2 separate regions of the Homo sapiens genome follow, and region 2 is linked to region 1. A link is an interaction called in ENCODE POLR2A ChIA-PET data of the cell type or tissue named here. Cell type or tissue: OCI-LY7. All regions are shown on one strand. Links, peaks and the distances in the headings refer to the core of each region. The heading gives the core; the rest is flanking DNA. Region 1 has its middle 41 kb from the start of FOXN3-AS2. Region 2 has its middle 13 kb from the start of FOXN3-AS2.

What was found. ChIA-PET counts read pairs that join two places held together with the same protein. Peaks named below come from ENCODE experiments on the same cell type or tissue, not always from the same donor. Only the 100,000 strongest peaks of a DNase experiment are listed, where the experiment ranks them.
Region 2: POLR2A ChIA-PET joins it to region 1 with 5 read pairs; 3 of 35 experiments call an interaction of 5 or more read pairs at or near these places.

Annotation. Positions count from the first base shown.
Region 1 is chr14:89,533,825-89,536,738 of GRCh38, reverse strand. It overlaps a transcript of FOXN3 not described here. Among named protein-coding and RNA genes, the nearest start is that of FOXN3-AS2, 41 kb to the left of the region's middle. In OCI-LY7, for the core only: no CTCF peak of the experiment used is centred there; no DNase peak of the experiment used is centred there.
Region 2 is chr14:89,588,106-89,591,019 of GRCh38, reverse strand. It overlaps a transcript of FOXN3 not described here. Among named protein-coding and RNA genes, the nearest start is that of FOXN3-AS2, 13 kb to the right of the region's middle. In OCI-LY7, for the core only: no CTCF peak of the experiment used is centred there; a DNase peak (open chromatin) is centred at 1,159.

The DNA of each region.
Region 1 (2,914 bases), core at 269-2,768:
AGGCCCGATCTCGGCTCACTGCAACCTCCGTCTCCCAGGTTCAAGCGATTCTCCTGCCTCAGCCTCCCAAATAGCTGGGATTTCAGGCATGCACCACAATACAATAATTTTTGTATTTTTAGTAGAGACGGGGGTTTCATCATGTTGGTCAGGCTGGTCTTGAACTCCTGACCTCGTGATCCGCCCGCCTCGGCCTCCCAAAGTGCTGGGATTATAGGCGTGAGCCACCGCGCCCGCCGACCTTATTTAATCTTTATAAGCCTCACTTTTCACATCTAGAAGACAGACACAAATAATACCTATTCCTCTTGCTTATGGGTTTCTTTGGGTTGCATTTATCTGTGAAATGCTATTAAAATAGCTAGTGTGTACTCACTACTTTCTAAGCACTTTAATCCTCACAGCAGCTTCACAAAGGTCATTATTGCTATTACTTACATTTTAGAGATGCAGATAGTTACAGAGGCTGAAACCTGACCTAGGGATACACAGCTAGGACTAGTGGCATAGCCAGGATTTGAAACCAGGCCTACCAGATTTTGGAGCCCCCATGTCCATAGCCACCACACAGTGCTGGCAAGGCTTTTCATCTGTGCTTCATTCCTCACCTAAAACATCTTGCCGGTGGCTTTATTTTGCCTCCAGTGACCTTTGCAGAGTGTTGATGTATTGGAAAGACTCAAGATCAGCTCAAACACATGTGCCGTTATTTACAACTATTTAATCTTTGTCTTTAATAATATAGTCTTTTATCATTGAATAGAACCAAGTTTATGGAGTAGAATATACGACTAATTCTTTTGTACTAACTGGGTGTTACAAACGACTTATGTTTCTATGGGCATATACATAAATCTCCCTCCCATTGTTAACAGAAAATCAATTGTGACTCTGACTTCATCCTTTTGGGGAGTTCTTCTGAAGATCCATATTATGAAGAGGTAAAAAGTGAAATTGTAGAGAATATAATGAGATGGATTAGAGCAGGGGAAAGATCTTGAATGGGGTAGGCTTGTTAAGAAGAGTTGCCAAAGAACAGAATAGACAAAGGTAAGGAAGTAGGTTTGGCAAACTCAGCAAGCTCTGCTTGTTGAAAAGACAGTCTGGAAAATATTCTAGAAGTTCACACACAGGCAGTTGCAATCCAAGGACAACTTAACAGCACCTCTTTAGTAAAAAGTTTATTCACTGTATTTTCTCTGTACTAGGTCACTGCTGGGTGAAAAAAAGGCTGCATTATCTGCTAACCATGAATGGGTGTCTTTTAAGTATTACTGCTTGAAGATTCAGGAAGCTCAAGAATAATAATTCAAATAAAATGCTGTTCCATGTCTTGACCTGTGTTCAGTGTGCCAAGAAATAGTACTGAAAAATGCCAGGGTTACACATTTTGTGGCTGGGGAGGAATGTTTTGATCAACCTTCAGCTGCTCATAAAAAATAAATACTGCCGTGTTCTTATATGGACTGTTTCTTGAAGATCTTTTAGAGTAGATTTCCAGCTGAAATTTCACCTTAACTTAAAAAAAAAAAAAGAGGAAAGAAAAGGAAAGCTGTGCGTTATTTAAAACATTAGGCATGTCATGCCAGAGTAAAATAATGGAATCATAAAGAGAAAATGCTCCATTGAGATAAAACAGCTGTCCTTTATAGTCACTGCGTAAGTGTAATTCATCTGCTGTTTGTAGGTTATGCCTTAATGGGAAGGAATATTAAGGGAATGAGAAAAAAAATTCTTCATTAAATGGAAGAGCCTTGCACAAAATATATCTTCAATTGAAGCAGCTGTTTTAGAAGAGCAGATTCTGAGATGTGGGCAGAAATATATCCCCGGAGCTTCTGCTGCCTGGGATGCAGGAAGAATGGCATAAACAGGATGAGTGGAGCAGTGGATAGAACGGGCCTCTTGGCATCAGAGGGAGACTTGGTAGAGGCCACCGCCTAGCGCATCCGTTCTCATACCTTGATGCACGTTGGAATCACCTGGGAAGTTTGAACAAGTCTGATGCCCAATTCCACATCCAGAAATTCTGACTGAATTGGTTTGGGATGTGGCCTGGGCATGGACATTTCTACAGGTTCCCCAGGGGAGTCTTAATATACAGCAAAATTTGAGCACTGGCCTAGAAGGTGACTAATTTCTTTTTCTTCTTGCAGCTAGGGCAGTTTGCCGTAGGGACTTAGGTTGGAAGATTGCATGCACCGGCAGACGTTGGAGCAGAGCCCTGGGTTAAGGCTGGTTAGACAGCTTCCTTTCTTTAAGGGCTAAAAGGTAAAATTCCAATGTTTCTTCGAAAAATGAGTCTTGAAAGTTTTTCCTATCAAAAAGAATACACAGGGCCAGGCATGCTGGCTCATGCCTATAATCCCAGCACTTTGGGAGGCTGAAGTGGGTGGATCACCTGAGGTCAGTTCCAGACCAGCCTGGCCAACATGGTGAAACCCGTCTCTACCAAAAATATAAAAACTAGCTGGGTGTGGTGGTGCGCACCTGTAATCTCAGTTACTTGGGAGGCTGAGGTAGGAGAATTGCTTGAACCCGGGAGGCAGAGGTTGCAGTGAGCCGAGATAGAGCCACTGCACTCCAGCCTGGGTGACAGAGTGAGACGCTGTCTCAAAAAAAAAAAAAAAAAAAAAAAGAATGTATAATTATATTCTATCTGAATTCCATAGTGGGTGGCGGGGGGGAAGCACATCTCTAGTCAGGCAAAATTCCCAGGAAGGGGATGATTAACAAGGTGACACTTACCAAGGCTTCTTGGGGAATGAAAATCTTGACCCTGATTTGCTGCTATAAAAAACAAAGCCAAAAACCAGTCAAGCAAAAAGCAACCAAAGAAAGAAGAACGAAAACAGTAGAGCCACATTCTTGGTTATAGGTCAGATCACCAGAACCCCACATCTCAACTTAAGTG
Region 2 (2,914 bases), core at 92-2,591, 54 kb before region 1:
GCTATCCATTTTTATGCTTAGGTTTGATGCATAATGGATAGTTGTGTAGAGCGGTGATTGGACAAGGAGAGAATGACCCCAGCAAGGCCTGACCGTTCAGATTCTTCCTGGCCTCTCTGAGTGGCATTCTTTCACTCCAGGTAGGGGGTAGACCTCCCCTGGAATGAGGGTCTTATGACCTACTATCAGACAAGGTAAATCAGAGAATTTCTTGCACAGAAAGGTGGGGATGGAGGGGAAGGTTAGAGATGTATTTCTAGGTTTTACGGCTGACTCTCGGGGAGAGGGGTTCTGGTTTCTATGTCCTTCTTTGGGGAAGAGGAATTCTAGTTTCTATGGCTTGCCTCGAGGGCAAATGAGGGGGTGAGAGACAGGAGAGCAGGAGAAAGTCAGAGAGGGACTTTGCTTCTGGGGCTACTTCTGAAGCATCCACTTTGTTGTATTGTTTCCTGAGCCCCAACTAGTCTAACTAAATTCCCACACGTCATCCCCACTTTCTCCGTATCTGATGCCTCTGATTCCTGAGCCTTCTTAGGATTCAGTGGGGTGAATGCATTTGATTCTGCTCCGTTCTCCCCTCTGCCGGAATTTTTGAGTGTCAGCTTTCCTCCTTCTGCCTGAGTTCATCTGTCACTCTTCCATATACCCTCAGTCTTCCAGAAATTACTCCATCTTTCTCATCTGCTGGGTCTCCTCTCCCTTTCTCATTGTCCCTGTGGGTTAACGTTAACTCTCCCAGGGCCAAAAGGATGACTTGCACGTCTTCAGTTTGCTTACAGGGCAAACATGAAGGCTTAAGAATCATTCATTGATTGGTTTGCCCATCTCCATAATCATTGAAATACTCTGCCCTTTTTCCATTTTTGAGCTTAAAAAAAAAATGTTCTCTATTGTGTGTCATTGGCAGGTGGGTAGATTCAAATGGTAACATCGACTTGGTGCCATATCCAACTCTTAGTAGGTTCCTTCTCCTTTCGGCTGCTTAGATGCCCAGGAAACCTGGGGCCTGCCCGGCATCAGTCCCTCCCCTGTGCCAAGCACTGCTGCCCTCTTTGGCCAAGCTGCCTTGTTTCCAAACTGTTCAGAAAGGAGGAGTCAGGAGGGGAAGTTGGGACAGCTCTGAGGTGCCTGAAGGGGCTGAGTTTCTCTTCCTCTCCTAAGCAGAAACAGGGTGCTCTTAAAATAGCCTTTGGAGCTTTGTGATGTGAATACAACCACACAGCCCTTCTCAGAATTTGCTTATTATGGAAAATAAAAATCACTAGGAATAGGCACCCCCCGCCCCCCCGCCCCCAATTCATTCTCATGGCTGATTTTAAGAAGCTGCATCTTGACTGTTGCTAGGTGGTTTCAGGGTAGAAAGCATCCAACTTCCAGTCCTGGGCTGCCTTCACAGCATTTCAGATTCATGCTGCATGGTGCGGCCGCAACTGTTCGCCTATAGACCTCGGCTGGGTGTGCTTTTTCTTCTTCTTCCCCTTATGCAGTCGAAGCAGGGAATAGGAAATGTTTCTGAGGCCTGGCATGGGCTGTGGGATTCTCAAATTGTGAGGACTACCACGACCAGGCTCAAGGAACTGGTGGTGCCTTCTGCCATCTTGAGATTTTTCAAAATGAGACTGATTTGACTTTTATCAATGATTTGATTTTGTGGAAGTTATTAAAGGTTCTGACAAGTTTATTGTGTTTTTAAGTGACTCACACCTGTAGGTAAATCTGAAATGCTTTTGTAAGTCTGGGTAGTGGTCTGGAGAGAAGGGTGTGTCTTTTCTAGATATTAGGAAAACACATCATCTCATACAAGGGCAAGAGTGTTTTGGTCTCATGATCTGGGAGTGCACATGGTAAACAGCTGTGCTGGTTAATTATTATCAGAAAAAAAAATGACTGCAGTTCAAATATTTAATTTTTTTTTGGTAGATGTTTCCCGACCTTGACTTGGTTTATAGTTAATAATACCATACAGCAAGTCACTAGATTTGTGGCATATGTTTTGCAACTAGTTAATCTTTGAGGGCACACTAAGAAGTTGCATGGTGAGAAGCTAGACATTGTACACCCTTTAAAAGATGTGTGTTTGATTAGGTTTCACAAAATTCCAGGCTAGAAGTATTTCAGTCATGGGAACTAGATGGCCCAGTTGTCTGGGTATTAAAGTGTCCCAAAATCATTGTTTTTCAGAGGAGCGTTGGCTTTGCCCCTGGGTATCTAACGCCTTGGGTTTCCATCTTTGCCAAATCCTTCTTCATGAAGACAGCAGCCCTACCCCTGCTATGTCTTAAATCACATATCTTCATACTTAACTAGCTATATAGGAGAGCTACCATCCAGGTACTGACCAGGAGTTTAACCACAAATATACTGCTACCCAACACCTTTCCAGTATTTGGTTGGGCATGGTGATATCTGTGGAGGATTGCTGGTTGTCTGACCTGTTCCTGAATTTAACCTGGCCATTAGTGAGCTCTCTACGTAACATGATGTTAGCCTAGAGCACTCCCTGAATTGTCCTTTATCTTGGTGCTATCGGGCGGTGTTGATGGTTGTTAAGTTGCTGGATGCTGAAACAGAAAAGCTGACAAACACCCATTGCTGAATTTTTACTTTACCCAAGTCACGATTCCTGGGCTTTTTTTGTCCTATATTAGGTGATTCTTGCATTGCTATAAATACCTGAGACCGGGTAATTTATAAGAAAAGAAGTTTAATTGGCTCACGGTTCTGTAGGCTGTACAGGAAGCATGATGCTGGCGTCTGCTTGGTTTCTGGGGAGGCTTCAGGAAATGTACAGTCATGGCAGAAGGCAAAGGGGGAGCAGGCATGTCACATGGCCTGAGCAGGAGCAAGAGAGAGAGGGAGGAGGTGCCACACACTTACAAATGACCAGGTCTTGCGAGAAGTCACTATTGTGAAG